Linked DNA regions of Homo sapiens: all the other regions are linked to region 4. The links are chromatin loops, found by intact Hi-C in ENCODE. Cell type or tissue: PC-9. All regions are shown on one strand. Region 1 overlaps NLN (neurolysin). Region 2 has its middle 65 kb from the start of ERBIN. Region 3 overlaps NLN (neurolysin). Region 4 overlaps NLN (neurolysin).

The links. Hi-C counts contacts between places; a loop is a spot of excess contacts. Peaks named below come from ENCODE experiments on the same cell type or tissue, not always from the same donor. Only the 100,000 strongest peaks of a DNase experiment are listed, where the experiment ranks them.
Region 1: it touches region 4 in a loop (3-fold over the local background); 2 of 110 quality-filtered maps call a loop at or near these places.
Region 2: a loop joins it to region 4, with 12 times the contacts of the local background. A loop is called at or near these places in 5 of 110 quality-filtered maps.
Region 3: it touches region 4 in a loop (2.3-fold over the local background); 4 of 110 quality-filtered maps call a loop at or near these places.

Annotation. Positions count from the first base shown.
Region 1 is chr5:65,740,144-65,745,143 of GRCh38, reverse strand. All of the region lies in intron 1 of NLN (neurolysin), which reads right to left. Among named protein-coding and RNA genes, the nearest start is that of NLN, 20 kb to the right of the region's middle. In PC-9, CTCF peaks have their summits at 2,202 and 2,404 (motif pointing left); a DNase peak (open chromatin) is centred at 2,373.
Region 2 is chr5:65,859,516-65,864,515 of GRCh38, reverse strand. No RefSeq gene overlaps it. Among named protein-coding and RNA genes, the nearest start is that of ERBIN, 65 kb to the left of the region's middle. In PC-9, no CTCF peak of the experiment used is centred here; DNase peaks (open chromatin) are centred at 1,845 and 2,465; H3K4me3 peaks cover 766 bases; H3K27ac peaks cover 3,829 bases.
Region 3 is chr5:65,758,593-65,763,592 of GRCh38, reverse strand. It overlaps NLN (neurolysin), which reads right to left. Exons shown (of 13, transcript NM_020726.5): 2 at 4,767-5,000; 3 at 485-633. Among named protein-coding and RNA genes, the nearest start is that of NLN, 39 kb to the right of the region's middle. In PC-9, a CTCF peak has its summit at 2,469; a DNase peak (open chromatin) is centred at 4,832.
Region 4 is chr5:65,807,309-65,812,308 of GRCh38, reverse strand. It overlaps NLN (neurolysin), which reads right to left. Exons shown (of 13, transcript NM_020726.5): 10 at 2,608-2,794; 11 at 2,144-2,272; 12 at 1-54. Among named protein-coding and RNA genes, the nearest start is that of NLN, 88 kb to the right of the region's middle. In PC-9, no CTCF peak of the experiment used is centred here; DNase peaks (open chromatin) are centred at 238, 1,098, 1,968 and 3,218; H3K4me3 peaks cover 2,214 bases; H3K27ac peaks cover 4,104 bases.

The DNA of each region.
Region 1 (5,000 bases), 67 kb after region 4:
GTCACATAGACTTGGGCAGCTTTTTAGTCACCTGTTCTCAAAGAGTAAAACCACTCAAACATGGAAGACCTGGATGGCTGCCCTCTGCACCCAGGTCTCATTTTTTTCCAGAGCCCTTTAATGAACTGTTCATAGGTAATCAATAAATCACTTGGAAACAGTGTACTCCCAGGAAATGGCAAATTCTTCCTTAAAGTACTCAAACAAATAATCTACATCTTTTATTGATAAGGTTCAGCTGAGGCATTCTTTTCTTTTCTCTTTTTTTTGAAACGAAGTCTTGCTCTCTCACCCAGACTGGAGTGCAATGGCATGATTTTGGCTCACTGTAACCTCCACCTCCCAGGTTCAAGTGATTCTCCCACCTTGGCCCCTTGAGTAGCTGGAATACAAATTTTTGTATTTTTAGTCGAGACAAGGTTTCACCATGTTGGCCAGGCTGGTCTTGAACGCCTGACCTCAGGTGATCCACCCGCCTCGGCCTCCCAAAGTGCTGGGATTACAGGCATGAGCCACTGTGCCCAGCCTCAGCTGAGGTATCCTAAGAAAACACTCTATGCAATAAATGCTGGTTCTTTATTCCCTATTGATAGGATTTATTGACTTGTTACTATCATCTATCATCTGGAATTATGACTATAATTCAGACATCAGCAAAAAAAAAAAAAAAAGGGGAGAGAGAAGCTTATTATAAAAGGACTTCTCAAGAAATAGTTGATTCAGTTATTCCTTCAGCAAATATTTACTGAGGTTACAAAGATGAATAAGACAAAGTTATTACCTTTCAGGAGAGTACAGACTTGTGAGGAAGAAATACGGAAAGAGACATTAGAGTATCAGGTAGCAGGCCGGGTGTGGTGGCTCACGCCTGTAATCCCAGCAATTTGGGAAGCCAAAGAGAAAGGATCACTTGAGCCCAGAAGTTCAAGACCAGCCTAGGCAACGTGGTGAGACCTCATCTATAGTCCCAGCTACTTGGGACGCTCACTTGATCCCAGGAGGTCAGGCTACAGTGAGCCACAATTGTGTCACTGCACTCCAGCCTGGGTAACAGAGTAAGACCCTGTCTCTAAAAATAATAATGAAATAACAGAATATCAGGTAACAAATTCTATATAAATAAGGCAATGGAGAATGAAGAGGACAGTGTGTGTGACTCTGCCTTGGGGAATCTAGGAAAGACTTCAATGAGGATGTAACTTCTAAACTGGCTGAGTCTTTCAAGATAGCTCTATGAGGTAAGGTGGGTACACGGGTTTAATGGGATGTGGAGGGATAAGAGGTAAGGCTAAAATAGGTTAGACCAGATTTGTGTCTTTTTAGTGACTTTCATAAATAAACCAATGAAGGAAACAAAAATGGTTTAATTGGGTTGGAAATTTCTGATGCACAATGTATTAAGATGATGGACAGGTTGGGGCTTAAAGACAGTTCTGAATATTGGTGGCTGCTAAGTCTTGCAAGAAATTCTGGGGCCATTCTTTTCTGTTTTCCATAACTATGAGTTTCTTCTCCATCTCTCATTCTGCACATACAGACATAACCTTAGAACTCAGTTCTCCTCTTTCATACTGTTTGTATATATTTTTTATCATTATTGGCTACAAATAAACAGCTAATGGAATTGATGTAGAGTAACATACTTTTATTTTATTTCAACCAGGATTTGTGGAAAGTTTTCTAAGTATATTCTAGAAAATGTTACACACAGTTACTTCTAACTGAAAGTTCCTTAAATGCAATGCATCAGGATCTATATGTCGGTTAACTATTTGTTCTATATAATCTGTATTAAGAAGTTTAAAAATAAATGATACTTCTTTTGAAGATTGTTTTGGCCTTTTTTATCTGTAAGACAAAAAGCCTATGTTTATAAATTAATCCCCAATGTAGTCCCTGGTGCTTAGTAAATATTTGTTGATGGAATTAAAATCCACGTGAATACTGAGCTTTATTACTACCCAATGCTAGCCATAGCTATACCAGCAAGGCTGACTGATCTGCTTCCCCAAGTCAGGAGAGGAATTGAAGACATTTTTCCTTGTAATTCTACTAGAATGTAAGCTCTTTGGGAATGTGGTCCATGTCTTAGTCATTTTTGTATTTCTTGGCAAATGTGGAAGAATGTGTTCAGCATATAACATATATGTTTTAACTGTTCAATCAATGAGTATAGGAAAGTGATGAAAATCTAAATTAGTCTGTCCTAAAATGACCACTAAGTTCAGTCCCAGACACCAAGTAAATAAAGCAAATAATAAAGCAATCAAAAGAAGATGCTAAAACAACAACAGAGTTGTTGAAGAAAAGTAATTATGTGAGAGACACGTCATAAAGAGACTTTGAGTCATGGATAGATAATCTACAATACATGCCAGTACACTTGAAAAGCAAAGTGCTACAATTCGACTGCTCTTGCCTCCACCTGCTGGTATAGGAAAGTAATTTTTTAGATTGGGCAGAAATTGTTTAGCAACCATAGAAAAATGCTAGGAAAACAGTGGGCTTTCAAAGTTATCTTGCCAAGATAATATATAAACATCCTATAAACAACCATTCACGAAAAATGTACACCATGAACTCAGCTACAAGTATGTTGAGTATAGAGAAGAACTACGCTAAATATGGAGACATTCTGGCCTTTATTTTGAGTAGCCTCTAGCATCTGGTAAAGTCAAAAGCATTATGAGTTTTCCTTCATTGTACAGTCTCTTTTTTGTATTGAAAAAAATTGCATTTGAATTTGAGAACTAGAATGATCATTACAACTTCAATGGTCTAATCTTGGTCTTATGTAGCATAAATATACATTTATTTTGGAAACAGTGCCACATACATCCTTAATGTGTACAACTTCCTCTAGCAGTAAGACTTAAGAACAATGATTATTTTCAACTCTTTTTACAAAATGTTTATGATCCATTTTTTTAAAAAAGGTAACTTTATTTTAGATTTTGTAATGTAATAAGTTTTTGTTTCCAAATTTCATTGTAAATAAATGAAAAGGAACTCTTCAAAATTTTCTTTTTTAAGAGATATGAATAAAAATGTTAAAATGTTAGAAACTACTTAAGGGCATATGAAAAACTGTATGATGCTAGAAATATTTGTAATATTTCTGCCACTGACAAATAGAGCTTTCAGAAAAGGTTCACATTACAAAGTTGAACAAAAATCTCAGGTTCTAAAAAATAAGTAACAAAAGATAATTGGTTAATTTTCTTCTAATTTTGTATATGACACAGCTAACTTAATGATTATAGGTTCTAAATAAATTGATTATACATGAACTTGAAGAGATTTCTTTTCTTAAATCCTATCCCTGGCTTATGTAAAGCCAACTGAGACCACAGAGCATATAAAATCAAGTGCTGCTTCACAAATGAAATAAAGTGTTCCTTGATTCATTACTAATGCGACTATCCACATACATGGAAAACCACAACTCAGATATTCCCCTTTTATTTTTCTCTAGAAACATGAATAAATTGCTTTTGGCACACTTAATTGGTGTTTGGGGCATACTTTTCACAATTGAAGTCCTTAGTAAATTACTCAGGAGAGAGACTCTCCTCTTTCAGTACATTATTTAATACTTAGGCTTGTTAGTGTGTGTCATTTACACATAAATATTTTGTTGTGTGAATGATGATGCCTAGATCCTCTCATCTGAGGCCTGGCTAATAGCTAGTATGCTTCTTGTTAAGACTGGTTCAGTCAAAAATAAGTGTTAATTATTTTTACGTGTGACAATGGTATTATGATTATGTTTTTGAAAAAAAAATTTCACAAAGTGATCTACAGATTGAATGCAATCCCTATCAAAATACCAATGACATTCTTCACAGAAATAGAAAAACAATCTCAAAACTTGTATGAAACCACAAAAGGTTCCAAATAACCAAAGCAATTTTGAGTAAAAAGAATAAAGCTGGAGGTATCATACTACCTCACTTCAAAACTTATTACAAAGGCCAGGCATGGTGGCTCACACCTGTAATCCCAGCACTTTGGAAGGCCAAGGCAGGCTGATCACTTGAGGTCAGGAGTTTGAGACCAACCTGGCCAACTGGTGAAACCCTGTACTAAAAATACAAAATTAGCTGGGTGTGCTGGTGTACACCTGTAATCCCAGTTACTTACTCAGGTGGCTGAAGCAGGAGAATCGCTTGAACCAGGGAGGCAGAGGCTGCAGTGAGCCAAGATCACGCCACTGCACACCAGCCTAGGCAACAGAGCGAGACTCCATCTCAAGAAAAAAAAAAAAAAAAAAGAATTACGTATATATTATATATATATAATATACGTATATATAAAATATATATATATAACAAAGCTATAGTAACCAAACAGCATGGTACTGGCATAAAACAGACACATAGCTGATGGAACAGCCTAGAAAGCCCAGAAATAAATCCACACATTTATGGCCAACCGATTTTGGACGAAGATGCCAGGAACACACGAAAAGACAGTCTCTTCAGGGAACGGTGTTGGGAAAACTGGAGATTCACATGCAGTCGAATGAAATTAGACCCTCATCTCATCCCATATACAAAAATCAACTGAAAATGGATTAAAGACATAAATGTAAGATCCTAAACTGTGAAACTACTAGCAGAAAATGGTTATGGTTTGAATGCTTGTTCCCTTTGAAACTCATTTTGAAACTGAATCCTCAGTTTAACAGTATTAAGAGGTGAAGCTGTTAAGAGATGATTGGGTCATGAGGGCTTTGCCTTCATAAGTGGATTAATCCATTCATGAATTAGTGGGTGAATTAATGGGGAAGAACAGGAGTGGGTTAGTTATCAGAAGAGTAGATCTGTCATAGGAGCCAGTTTTGTTCTCAGTGTGCCTCACTCACCGCGTTATGTCCTCCACCATGTTATGACACACTGAGAAGGCCCTCACCAGATGCAGAAGACCCTCGACCTTGCACTTCCCAGCTTCCAGAACCGTAAATAATAAATTTCTTTTCTTTATAAATTACCTAGCCT
Region 2 (5,000 bases), 52 kb before region 4:
AAGTTTGAGGGCCGCTGCTTTAATGGAATGAAGCAGTTCAACGTTACTAATATAGACTAATCCCAAAGATAAATTGTTTAGTGAAAGAAGTAAGGTGTAAAGGAGTTTGGATTGTGTAGTAGCTTTGGTGTAAAACACAAGACTATACATACATATACTTCTATATACAAAGTATGTTTCCGTAAGAAACTGGTAATATGGTTTCCTCTGGAGAAGAGAACTGTAGAACTGAGATGTAGATAAGAGAGAGACTTTTCACTGTACACTCTTTTGTGCCTGCTGAATTTTGTGCCATGCAAATATGTTAAGAATTTTACCAAAAGTAGAAGTATGTCTACTCTACGACCCAGCAATTCCACCCCTTGGTATATACCCAAGAGAAATGAGTGCATATGTCCACCAACAGACATGTACAAGAATGTTTGTAATAACTTTTCTCATCATACTAAAAAATCGAAAAACCCCTAAATGTCCATCAACAGGAGAATAGATATATAAATTGAAGTATATTTATTTAATGGAATACCATACAGTAATAAAAAAGAAAAAAATGATGACGCAACTGAACAGGAAAATAATGTTGAGTTACAGAAGCCAAAACAAAAGAGTAAATACTGGGTGGTTCTGTTTATTTCAAGTTTAAAAATAGGCAAAACTTATAAATGGTGATAGAAGTCAGAATAGTGGTAACTATTCTGGCAAGAGTAGGCTAGGAGTATGGGGCAAGAGGATATTGACTGGGAAGAGATAAGAGAAATTGTGGGGTTGCTGGGAGTGTTCTGTGTCTTGAGCTGGTGGTGGTTAAATGGGAATATACCTATGTTAAAAAAAAAAACTGAGTTGTACACTAAAGCTCACTAAATACACTAAATGTATTTTACTGTATGTTATACTTCAATAAAGACATTTTTAAGGCATGAAAAATACACCTTACCAATTTGAAAAAAGTAGATAAAATACTATTAAACAATTTACCTAAATATCAAGTGACTTCTCCCTTTACATTGATAAAAGTCAATGTGGCTGTGTGTGGTGACTCACACCTGTAATCCCAGCATTTTAGGAGGCTGAGGCAGGTGCATCACCTGAGGTCAGGAGTTTGAGACCAGCGTGGTCAACATGGTGAAACCCTGTCTCTATTAAAACTACAAAAAATTAACCTGGCATGGTGGCAGGCACCTGTAATCCCAGCTACTTGGGAGGCTGAGGCAGGAGAATCGCTTGAACCCGGCAGGCAGAGGTTGCAGTGAGCAGAGATCACACCATTGCACTCCAGCCTGGGCGACAAGAGCAAACCTCCATCTCAAAAAAAAAAAAAAAAAAAAAAAAAAGTCAATGCAACTTTCATACTAAGAACCAATAAAAAAAAATAGGGAAACTGCTAGGGATTTCTTTAAACTAAAGAGAGAGAAAAGTAAAGCAACTATTGATTGTAACAATAAAATTCTGATTAAACCAATTATAAAAAACAAAATGAAAGAATTATCTATTATGACCTTAAGTTCTCAAAGACTGTAACATAATGCTTCGGCCCATCAGGGGCTAAAAAAATTCTTTCGTAAATTTGTTAAACAACTTTTAGAAATGTAAGCGTATAGGAGAAAGCTTTGACTGACATTTTTTCAGGGGATGCCATAGTAACCGAGAGAGAGTTCAGTTTGTTGAAAAGTGGTAGTTAGACTTGGAAGGGACAAGGGCAATGTGGAGTAATAGGGTTTATCTGGTCCACAGAGAGGTAGAACAGTGGTGATCTTTGTAGAGAAAAGGTCAGAAGAACCAGGTAGTCAGGAAGAAGAGAGAGAGAGGCAAGAAAGAGACAAGGCTCTAGGCACCCAGAATGTTTAAAAGTGAACAAAAAAAAAGGTATGTGATACTATAAAACAAATTGCTTTAGGATACATCAGGAAAGCTCAAGAATGAGAGGAGGGAGGGGGACAGTTACCCAAAGTGAAAGCAACAAGTCCTGCTTTTTAGACTTTTTCAGTTCAGGAAGGTGCCAAAGGCAAGTATTCAGGTCAGCCCTCTGCACTGAAGGATTTCAACTTCTAGTTTATTAGGGTTTTTTCCCCCTAATAAGTTACTTCTCTGATTAAAAAGTAATAGAAGCTTATTGTAGAAAATTTGGAAAATGCAGAAGAATATTAAGGAGAAATAAAAAAATCACTCAGAGATGAACACTGTAACATTTTGGTATAGTACAATTTATTTTTCCTTCCTTCCTTCCTTCTTTTTTTTTTTTTTTTTTTCAGAGTCTTGCTTTGTCACCCAGGCTGGAGTGCAGTGGCGTGATCTCAGCTCACTGCGATCTCAACCTCTTGGGCTCAAGTGATCCTCCCATCTCAACCTCCTGAGTAGCTGGGACCACAGGTATGCACCACCATGCCTGGCTAATTTTTGTGGTTTTGGTAGAGATGGGGTTTTGTCATGTTGCCCAGGCTGGTATAGGGCAATTTCCAGCAAACAGAGAGCAGCAAAATGTCAAGTCAGTGAAAGGCTCCCTTGCCTTGGGAACACAAATGTTGTTTATTCTTGGAGATTCATCATTTTATTTTATTGGTGCATTTTTTACTAGAAGATTCATGACGGCAGAAAATTTTGTCTGTGTTGTTCATTGCTATATCCCCAGTGACTAGCACATAAGTGGCATTCCAGGAATATTTGTTAAATTACCTTTTTTTTTTTTTTCACATTTACTTAGGAAGATTAGCTGCTATTTCTTATTTTTTCCCTTCCATAATTAAAACATTTTAAATCATTTTCATGATCCATTTCATGACTTTTCTAATTTACCAGATCAATCTAGTCATTAAGTAGATCTATCTGTTGAAGTTGGGAAAATGTCAAATGTAAACTAAAGCTTTGTGGTTTATATGAGTGTCCCCATTTTATTTCTTCTATGAGGCCTTTTCATGCACTATCCCTGAAAACTCGCAAAAACGATTCCTTCCATTCTTTATGTTAATCTATTGTTCATATAATTTATCAAAAAGAACTCGAGGCCTGGTGTGGTGGCTCATGCCTGTAATCTCAGTGCTTTGGGAGGCCGAGGCAGGAGGATCGTTTGAGGCCAGGTGTTCCTAAACCAACATATTCAGATCCTTATCTCTACCAGACCAAAAACAAAACAAAACAAAACTTAGCTGGGCATGGTGGCATGCACCTGTAGTCCTAGCTACTGAGGGAGGAGGATCTCTTGAGCCCAAGAGTTTGAGGCTGCAGTGAGCTATGATTATACCACTGCACTCTAGCTTGGGGACAGCATGAGATCCCATTTCTATTAAAAATAATAATAATAACTTGAAAATCAATTTAACATCTAGGGCATTACAGCTTATTTTTTAAAGGAAAAACAGGATTTTTTTAAAAAATTTATGTTGGGATACTATATTTTTTCCCTCCAAAGCAGGGGTGAGACCTCTTGGCTCACTGCAGCCTCCATCTCCTGGGATCAAGCAATCATCCCACCTCAGCCTCCTGAGTAGCTGGGACTATAGACACACGCCACCACACCCAGCTAATTTTTAAACTTTTTGTAGAGACAGGCTCTCCCTATGTTGCCTGGGCTGGTCTCAAACTCCTGGGCTCAAGGGATTCACCTGCTTTGGCCTCCCAAAGTTTTGGGATTACAGGCATGAGCCACTGCATCCAGCCAGGACTTACCTTTGAATAGTGAAACATGATCAAGGAGATTCCATGATGTTTAGAAGTCTATGAAGGAAGAAAGAATATTAAATATCTTGCAGTAAAATTTTTCAAGGAGGGCAGATGAAATTACTCAAGCTTGAAATAGAGCCACAACTCTGCAGTCAACAGTCTCACTGTTGGAACTAAAATAAGACCCTTGAAATCCTCCAGAATCAGAGGTAGCCAGGATCCTTCAAACACCCCAAGCCAACAAGGCCTCAGTGCCCACAACATAGTTATTTGTGGGGTGGGGGATAACAAAAGAATCACACAGTTAAGCAAAGAGGGGTTTTATTTGTTCACATAACTGGGAAGTCTGGAGGTAGACCTAAGCTAGGCATGGCTGGGTTCATATCAGGGTTCTCTCCCAGCATCTACATGATCAAATCTCAGGAGAGACTGATCGGTACTGCTTGGAGCATCTACATATTTGCTGGAGCAATAATACTAATCAGAGAATAAGTGATTTGAATTGGCAAGGCCTGGGCCACATGTCCATCCGTATGAGTAGAAAGTGGGATCAGCCTCACTCAAAATAAGTGAGGTGGATTTTCCATGAGAAAGAGGGGTTCTGTCAACACCTGGAGTAGGAAAGGGTATTAGTGACAACGTCAAGCCCTGTGCCCCTGGAAAACAGCAAGGATCAGGAAACCATCTCCCTCCAACTTTTTTGTTTTGTTTTGTTTTGTTTTGAGACAAGGTCTTGCTCTGTTGCCCAGGCTGGAGTGCAGTGGTGAGATCTTGGCTCACTGCAACCTCCGTCTCCTGGGTTCAAGTGATTCTCCTCCCCCAGTCTCCCAAGTAGCTAGGACTACAGGTGCACACCATCACGCCGGTTAATTTCTGTATTTTTAGTAAAGACGGGGTTTTGCCATGTTGGCCATCTGGTTTCAAACTCATGACCTCAAATGATCTGCCTGCCTCTGCCTCCCAAAGTGCTGGGATTACAGGCATGAGCCACTGCGCCCAGCCTCCCTCCAACCTTTGTGTTCCAGGAAATGACTTACAGCAAATAATTGCCCTTCCCCATACGACTTAGAGACTTGGAGTGACCCCCTTGTCTAACTATGACAAAGCCATATAGAGATCCTCTAATTTCCCATTCTTTGACTCATAAATGATTAGCTGACCTGTTTGTTTCCACAGGCCAATCTGGACAAAATGCCTGCTAACTGGGCTAAACTTTAGTCAGGCCTCTGTCATTCTTCCAAGTCCCTGAACTTGGCCCACCCTTAAACATTAGAGCTAGGAACAAGCCCTCCTTAATGGCCCCTACTGAGACTAGCGTACCCAGCAGGGGGAACTGTTCCCTGACG
Region 3 (5,000 bases), 49 kb after region 4:
CAAAAACACCTGGACAGACCCACCTAGAACATTTATTATCCATAATTTCCCCAAGTCTTGAAAAATGTAAGGATGACAGACAGGAATGACTCCGGCATACAGCATCAACAGTATGTCATCAATATTATGGTTCCAAAACCACGAGATATTTACAGATAAACAACTTGATTCCATTTGCTTCTAATTGATTTGGTCTAAGATAACCCTTACATGTAACCATCAAGTTCATAATGTTATTAAAAAGCCTTAACTTTACAGATGTTCACTCTTCTACATTTGGTCTTTAAGTGAATGGAATTAGCAGCTCAACATAACCTCAACGATATAATTAACATTATGTAATACTATATAATGCCCATTATGGTTTTATAATCATTCGAAACAAAAGCTAAGAAAATCCAGTCAGTATGTTTTATTTATGACTGAATGTTCTTTTTTGTTGTAGAGTTTTTCCCTCTTTAAAGGGATTTATAACACCACTTACCTGTAAATGAACAATTCTCTCAAATATATCTCCTCTCATGCTCATCTCAATATCAAAACGAGAAAGTCTTTTGTCTGCTTCTGTACTTGCTGCTCGTACTTCTTTGTCAGAGGATACATGCTGGGGAAAGTCTAGCATGGTCCTTTCCACTGCAGATGGAGAAAAAAACTATCACCACACAACAGGACTTGTCAAATCAGTATTAAGCCAAATACCTCATACCCAGATGAATGATCATGCCAATAAAAGTTTGTTTTATTTTATACTTTCTGTAAAGCCTCCTAAGGCTACCAAGAAAAAGCATCTAATATAGGATTTGGCTGTTCCAGCTGGCATCATTATGAACGGTAAAGATGTGAGCTGAGCACTTATCAAAGTATACTGGGGTACAATTTTTTTTTTTTTTGAGACAGGGTCTTGCTTTGTCGCCCAGGCTGGAGTGCAGTGGTGCAATCACAGCTCACTACAGCCTCAACCTCCCAGGCTCAAGCAATCCTCCTGCCTCAGCACCCCTCTTCCCCAACACCACTGAGTATCTGGGACCACAGGCATGCACCACCACACTCAGCTAATTTTTATATTTTTTTGTAGAGCTGCAGTTTTGCCATATTTCCCAGGCTGGTCTCAAACTCCTGGGCTAAAGTCATCCTCCCACCTCAGCCTCCTAAAGTATTAGGATTACAGGCATGAATCACTGCATCTAGCCTGAGGGTGTAATTTATCAACTGGCAATGCAGGAAGAGAAAGACACAGTTCCTATACTGAGGCTTCTTAGGATCTGGGATGGGAAAAGGGTACATAAAAAGATAAAGACTCCATAGAAAATCTAATCAAAGCAACGGACCCTACCCCAAATGCACACATACATAAAAACATTCAAAATTCCAGATAACTTCAAAGGATCCCCAGAAATCTAAGTGGACACATCCAACAAGTAGCCAGACATTGGAGACAGTCCATTAAATAATAATGATAATTTAGTTTGGTTTAATCTTCACATATTAAAGGTGGTTCCTGGGTTTTTCATCAATTTGTATTTTAACTTTAATTGGGTAAAAATCTCTGATGTCAGTGAAATAACCAATACTATAGAACAAAAATAAGTATGGTTTATAGTGATGGTTGTGTTATGCTGTGAAAATAAGTAAATTTTTATTTGATTAACTTCAGTATTGTGAAGGTATTATAAACAGTAAAATTTCCATATGATATATAGTAGACAGTAGAGCTATCCTTTATACAGCAAGAAATTATACAGTTAAACACTCGTATCAGTCCTCCTAAAACATTGTTACAAATAAAGCTATTAGAAATACCTGCCACAAATATCAGAATAAATCCATAAGGTATATTTTTGAAATATCAAATTATGAAATTATGCTTTTAGGATTTAATAATAATTTTATGTCTGTCGGTTAAGGAAAGAATGGAATAGAAAATTTTGAAATTTAATACAGCACTTATTTAAGTGATACTAGTTAACTATATGGTTGCAATATGTTTACTTTTAAAAATTAGCTATAAAACGGTGGCTCAAGCTCATAATCCCAGCATTCTGGGAGGCTGAGGCAGGTGGATCATCTGAGGTCAGGAGTTTGAGACCAGCCTGGCCAACATGGTGAAATCCTGTCTCTACTAAAAGTACAAAATTAGCTGAGCACGGTGGTGCATGCCTGTAATCCCAGCCACTCAGGAGGCTGAGGCAGGAGAATTGATTGAACCCGGGAGGCGGAGGTTGCAGTGAGCCAAGATTACATGACTGCACTCCAACCTGGGCAACAAGAGTGAAACTCCATCTCAAAAAATAATAATAATAATAAAAAAATAAAATAAATTAGCTATGAAATATATTAAGAAGGAATAAAAATTGCTCATAAACTTATATAAGCAACATCAAATGCAGGAGCCTAAAATTAGAAACATTCTTAAACAAACAAAGGTGCTGAAAGCCATTTCCTTCCTTACTTTGCCACAAAGACCTGGAACCAGATTTATGCTCTCACTGCCAAACCATAGACAATGCTGACGCCCAGTGCCTGACACTAGACAAACAAGGTTTCAACAGCTACTGTGAGAGGCATAATGGACTCAGAGAATATGCCCAGATAAGAGAAAGTTAGTTTTTAAGAAATCTATTCCTAAACTCAAAAATTTTGATAATTAACCCACAAAAATAAATTTATAGAGGAGCAAGAACAAACATCACAAACTTGAAAGTATGCTGAAAAGATCTACTATTGAGAGAAAAACAATTTAAAGTAATTATTTTATAAAGATTTTGTTTGAGCCAGCCATGGTGGCTCACATCTGTAAGCCCAGTGCTTTGGGAGGCCAAGACAGAAGGTTCACTTGAGACAAGGAGTGGGCAACATACATGAGACCAGCCTGGGCAACATAGTGAGATCCCATCTCCACACAAAATGTAAAAATTAGCTGGGCATGGTGGCACATGCCTGCAGTCCCAGCTACTCAGGAAGCTGAGGCAGAAGGATCTCTTGAACCCAAGAGTTCGAGGCTGCAGTGAGCTAGGATTGTGCCATAGCACTCCAGCCTGGGTGACAGAGTGAGACTTTGTCTCAAATGCCTAAGTTATGGGTTGGTATACCATCTTGGCCACAAGTGACTGAAGAAGTGAGCACCTGAACCAAGGACAAACCACATCCAGGATGGTACACGCACATGAAGTTGCCAGCTAGAAAAGCTCTACTGAATAGGGACTAACTCTATCCCTTTGACTTTGACTAATGAAGACAACCAGATCTTTTTATTCACGAGTTTAAATTCAAGACGTGTAATAAGATTGAGAAGCCATTAATGAAAGTGAAGCAGTTGGTAGTAGGAGCAGAAACTGAAACAAATGCTGAGATAAGAGAAAATAGCCAACAAACACTGAGATAAGAGAAAATAGCCAAGTCCTTTTTACAGTGAAACATAGAGTAGAGAACTCTTGGTGATGAAGGGATAGTGGGGGCAAGGAGATGACCAGGTCACTAGGGCTATGCTGGATTCTGATGATCTTTCAAATTCCAAAATGCCCACGAATGTTTACAATATCCAGTTCTGCAGCTATCTTATATTCTTGTATGAAGCCTGGATACACAGCCAAAGTTGTCTGTCATAATTATTCTACAAAGTATGTCCAACCCTTAGAGGTAACCAAAGGGAATCTTCACTCCTTATAACTTGAAGGGTCTAATATGTTATAAAAATAATGTATGTAAGGGCAGAAAATACAGAAAATAGAGAAATACATAAAGAGGAAAGTAAAAATTAGCTATAAACCCATCACCTGATATATTAAACATTCTGATGATTAATCTTATGTGTTAACTTGGAGGGTGTTTTTGATGATATTAACGTTAGAGTGATGAGCCTGAAGTAAAGCAGACTGCCCTCTATAATGTGGTAGCCAAAATCCAAACAGTTTAGGGCCTAAAAGACTCCCTGAACAAGGGAGAATCCTCCTGCAGTCTCCAGACTTCTGCACTACTGGTTCTTCTGGGCCTCTAGGCTACTGGCCTTCGGACTGGAGCTGGAACATCAGCTCTCTTGGGTCTCAAGCCTACCAGCCCCCACTGAGATTCTGGACTTTCCAGACTCCTTAGTCATGTAAGCCAATTCCCTATAATCAATCTATCAATCAATCTCTCTCTCCCCACACATACATATGTTTATATATATATATATACTTACACACACACACACACAGACACACACACACACCCTATAGGTTCAATTTCTCTAGAGAATCCTAACAAAACCATTGATAAAATTTATTTTCTTCCAGTTCTTCTGTGTCCTTTTCCCCATGTCATTAAATACTGCTTGTAATCCATGATTTTAATGGTTATACAGCATTACAGAGGATGGATGTTTCATAATTTATTTATCTAATCTATTAGTTGACATTTGGGAATTGTTTCTAAGCCTATGATATAACAAGAATACCTATTTATACATAAATTGATACATGAATTTTCCATATATATGATTATTTTCTTAGAATAAATGTCTAGGTGTGGAATTAATGAGCAAGGGTATGAATGTCTTAAAAGTTCTGACACATTGTCAAAATGCTCTCCAGAGAGCAGTGTAATCAGAGTGTACATTTTATAGCACCTTTGTCAACATAAACAATTTTAAAATCTTAGATAATTCTAAGCAATTAATTATAATGTAAAAATCAATGCTTGTAAAACTGGAAAACTGAAAGACAGAAAGCATGAAATGATTTAAGATGTCCACAAAGTGAAACACTGATATGCTTCTGCATCTGACCCACCTATATACTTTACTTCTACATCTGCCAGTGCCTGCAGACAGTTCTCGTAAGTTACTTCCTCAATACCGAGCATTCCAACAGCATCGTACACCTGTTTGGTCTGCACAATGAGCTCCTCAGTTCTTGTTTTAATTTGCTCTGGTGAAAGATCCCATCTTAAAACATTTCTGCCAGCCACAGTATAGGAAGACATTGCCTGAAGAGGAGACATCACTTCTCTTCCTAACGTCATTC
Region 4 (5,000 bases):
ATTGGCCATCGTATCCCCCTGCCAAATGTCCAAAGGTAGCTGGCATATTTGTGCCTTTAAAAAAAGATACATTTCAATCAATGTGATAGCAAACGTTAATGATCAGGTTAACAGCTAGCTAAGGTTTCCCTCTGAGGAGGCCAGCTGTGGGAGGAGAGAATGAATGACATGATCTCACCTCTAGTACTCCTTGGGCTGATGTGTCCTCTTGGCCAAGATGTTTATAAACATCTATCAATGGCTCAACCTCAGAGCTGGTTTCGGCCCCAAGCTCTGGAATGCCTAAGGATAGTTTCAGCGGCTTTGTCCACACCCACCAGATAGCTCAGTGTTTTAGAACTGAAATCAGTCCTTTCTTATCTCTTAAACATGTATGTGTTTTGAAAAATAATATTAACCCTACTCTTTGCCACACCTCTTTATATCTAAAATGTCTCAGAATTGCACTTATTTTAGGTTGATAATTACTGAAAAAGAACTTTTTTTTGAGACAGAGTTTCACTCTGTTGCCCAAGCTGGAGTACAGTGGTGAGATCTCGGCTCAATGCAACCTCAGCATCCCAGGTTCAAGGGATTCTCCTGCCTCAGCCTCCTGAGTAGCTCGGATTACAGGTGCATGCCACCACGCCGGCTAATTTTCATATTTTTTAGTAGATACAGGGTTTCACCACTTTGGTCAGGCTGGTCTCAAACTTCTGACCTCAAGTGATCTATCTGCCTGCCTCGGTCTCCCAAAGTGTTGGGATTACAGGCGTGAGTCACCGTGCCTTGCCTGAAAAAGAACTTTTCACCAATTCAATCTACCTGTAGGGCTACTTTATATAGGATTTTGTCAAAAATCCTGAGCTCAAGTGATCTTCCCGCCTCAGCCTCCCAAAATGCTGGATTACAGGCGTGAGCCACCATGCCAGGCCTAAAAATGTCCCTTCTTGATAGCATAACAGGATGGCTATAGTCAATAATAATTTAATTGTACATTTAAAAATGTAATTGCGACACAAAGGCTTGTGACACAAAGGTGCACTATGGCTTACTATGTGGGGAGCCTAGAATGACTCAACGGACCATTCTTATCTTTATTCTCTCTATAAATGTGGCTGACTCATTTTAATAACAATTTCCTTGGTGAAAAAAAATCCACCTTACCAACTACATATAAAAGCACAACTATATATTGGCTTAAAACATACACATACAAATATAAACACGCCCATGCATGAGTCCCATAAATCTCAGATTACAAACTGCTAGTCAAATGCTTTAACTGATCTCAGAATCAGAAACAAGGTGAAGTTCATGCTTCTCCCCCCAAATACCCTTTATTTTTTTTGAGACAGGGTCTCACTGTGTCACCCAGGCTGGAGTGCAGTGGTGCAATCATGGCTCGCTGCAGGCTTAACCTCCCCAGGCTCAGGTGATCCTCTCAACTCAGCCCCCTGGGTAGCTAGGACTGTAGGTATACACCACCACACCTGGCTAATTTTTGTATTTTGGTAGAGACGGGTTTTGCCATGTTGCCTAGGCTGGTCTCGAACTCCCGAGCTCAAGTGATCTTCCTGCCTCAGCCTCCCAAAGTGCTGGGATTACAGGTGTGAGCCACCATGCCAGGCCTGAAAATGCTCCTTCTTGATAGCATAACAGGATGACTATAGTCAATAATAATTTAATTGTACATTTAAAAATAACTAAAAGAGTGCAAGTGGACTGTATGTAACACAAAGGATAAATGCTTGAGGGGATGGAAAAAATAAACAAAATACTATATGTAAAGGAAAAAAAACTTAAAAAGTTCCCCTTCTGCCAATTTCTTCCTGAAAATCACAGGGAAGTCATGATGCATACAGGGAGGGAGGAGCTGAGAGTGTGCTGCCAACACGAATGGCTCTCCCAGCTCTGGGGCGGAGGCCAACTGCTCATGCCTGATTACACTAAAATGCTGCAGATCTGGAGCCACCTTTCCTTCAAGCGCATTTGGACGGGATAACTCATAAGGACATAGTATGCTTATCTGAAAGTCATGGCCTGATTACAGAAATCAGAAACAATTAGGTAATCTGTCTGACAAACTCCATCTCCCCTGCAGTGTTAGGAGAACGCCCTGTGCTTCACAGAGAAATGAACTCAATTCATAGTAGTTACATACCTGGAGTAGCTGCAACTCCTAATATTTCTGAGCAGTATTTGGCATATTCACTTGCAGCATCCAGCGATGTGTTGGTATGAAGAGACTGATCAACTTTGCTCAAAACAATCTGGCGCAGGGTCAGAAGACCTAATAACATAAGAATGTTTGGGCATGTTTTGAAGAAGACAGAACTGTGTGTTTTATTATCACAAGATTGTAGATTCCAAAAACAGATTCCAGTAGTACTCACAAAATGGGAGCAGGACATCTCATTCTACTTAAGATTTAAAAGGAGATGTGGTTTTTTGCCTCAGACAAAATTCCGGGGTTTCCTATTCCAATATATTTAATGTTCTTCACTCCTCATGCTAGCACGGTTGGGATACCACTTAAAATGAAAATAAGTTCTACAGAAGAAGGTGACAGCAATTCTACATTAAGAGATTCTAATTTATTTTCCTTTTTAAAATTAGAAGTCATACCTGTGTTGACCAGCCTAGAAGCAACAAGTTTTTCAAGCAGATCGTCTGCAATAGGGCTTCCATCTTTATAATGTTTTGACAATCTTCGGAGGGAATCGACGTCCCACACCCAATTTTCAAGCATTTGCGATGGCACCTCTACAAAGTCAGTTTCCACATTTGTTCCGCTAAATCGTGCAAAATCAGTCTAGAAAGCAAACACAGAGAATTTTTTTAAAGAACTCAATGAAAGTACATATGCAATGAATAATTATTAAGAGTCACGAAAACTTAAGGCAGAATCAGACTCAACTGTTCCTCTGAATGAGGGGTTAGAATAACCTCATAGTCAAGTGAAAATAAAACACAGCAGCTGAACAGTGTGAAAAACAACCCCCAAATACTCTATATTACAGTAGTAATTTCATTCCTTTGAATTGTAGACAAAGTTGGAACAATCATCAGAAAACCAGAACTGAAAAATACAATCAGTCTAAGCTAAAAACAAGCCTTAAGCTTTGAAAGCAGAAGTATTTTTAAAGAATTTTCCATTAAAAATGAAGAGATCCATTAAACAAGCAATTTCTCCCTAGCTCCTCCTTCCAATTGCTTACTTTTGTTTACTCAATCCATGCCTTTCTGGGGCACTCATCACTCTATTGCTTAGGTCTCAATCCATGCCTTTCTGGGGCACTCATCACTCTATTGCTTAGGTCTTAACTACTTAGGTCTTAACCAAAATTAATTAAAGAGTTAAATCACAACATTATAGACTTTGAGTGTGCGATGCTTTGCATTTTAAACTTTAAATGAGTGGTTCTAAGATTACCATGTTGTAGAAAGTCAGATTTCTACCTCTCAGATTGGGTAGACAATGTTACCTTAAAATAAGAAGCTGCTTTAGTAGGAGTTAGGTTTGTAAATTAATTGGCAAGTGGAGTGAGTTATATGCTATAGGAAAAGAGAAACAACGGATGTATTCAAAAGTTGGAGCACTCCTGGTAAAAACAAACGACCTATTCTGAAGGCCTGAGCTAAGAGTTAAAAAAACAAAAGAGGTTTAAAAAGAGTTTAATGAAACCAAGTTTAGTAAATTCTTGAGTCAGACGTCAGAAAAGCTCTCAAGTAGAAAAACAGAGATTCACTAAAACAGGCTAGTGTTTTTTTAACCTTCACACAGTCCTTCAAACACTTGTAAAACTGCCATTGGCAGAGAAGACAGCATTTATCCTACTGGGTCATCTGCAGAATGGGGCTCCTCATTCCGTTGTCTTTCACTGAACCTCTGTCCTGTTTTTCTCCTCTGATGCATTACATTCCATCCTTCTCTCCCTGACTTCATCATCCCTGGGGCTCCACACGGAGGGGAAAGGGAAGAGGGATGTAACCACCAGAGAAGGCAGCAGATGGGGTGCCGAATCAGCAGCAAATACCCACTCTGCTTTTTGGCCCAGGGCAGAGGCACAGATGTCAACGCCATCTCACATTCTGCCTTCCTCTCTTTATGCAAAAAAATGTTTTGCTTGATTTCTCATTATAATTGTGCCGATTCTAGATATGAAGAGATGCAAATATTAAAGGGGCAAGGATAACTAAATTCACTAGTTGTGGAATTAAGCCACCTCTATTGAGGACATCCCAATAAAAAAAATCTTGCAGGGAAAGAGGTAAGGGTCCCCAGAAATTGAATATTTTATCTCATTATGGTATATGATAGTGTAAGATTACATCTTATATCATAAATAAAACAATCTTATACAATAATAATAGCTAACATCTGTTGAGACTTTCCTATGTTAGGCATTACAGGCATACCTTACAGATATTGTGGGTTTAGTTCCAGACCACTGCAATGAAGTGAATATCACAATAAAGTAAGCCACACAAACTTTTTGATTTCCCAGTGCAGATGAAAGTCTATAAATTTACATTATACTCTAGTCTATTAACTGTTCAAAAGAATTGTCTAAAAAACAATGTACATGGCTGGTGCGGTGACTCACGCCTGTAATCCCAGCACTCTGGGAGGCGGAGGTGGGTGGATCACCTGAGGTCAGGAGTTCGAGCCAGCCTGGCCAACATGATGAAACTCTGTCTCTACTAAAAATACAAAAATTAGCCAGGCATGGTGGCGGGCACCTGTAATCCCAGCTACTCAGGAGGCTGAGGCAGGAGAATTGCTTGAACTTGGGAGGTGGAGGTTGCAGTGAGCCAAGATAGCACCAGTGCATTCCAGCCTGGGCAACAGAGTGAGACTCTGTCTCAAAAAAAGAAAAAAAAAAAATCAAAACCAAAAACACCCACAAAGACAATGTATACACCTTATATGTTAAAAAATGCTAATGATCATCTGAGCCTTTGGCAAGCTATAATCTTTTTTGCTGGTGGAGGGTCTTGCCTCCATCAATGTTGAT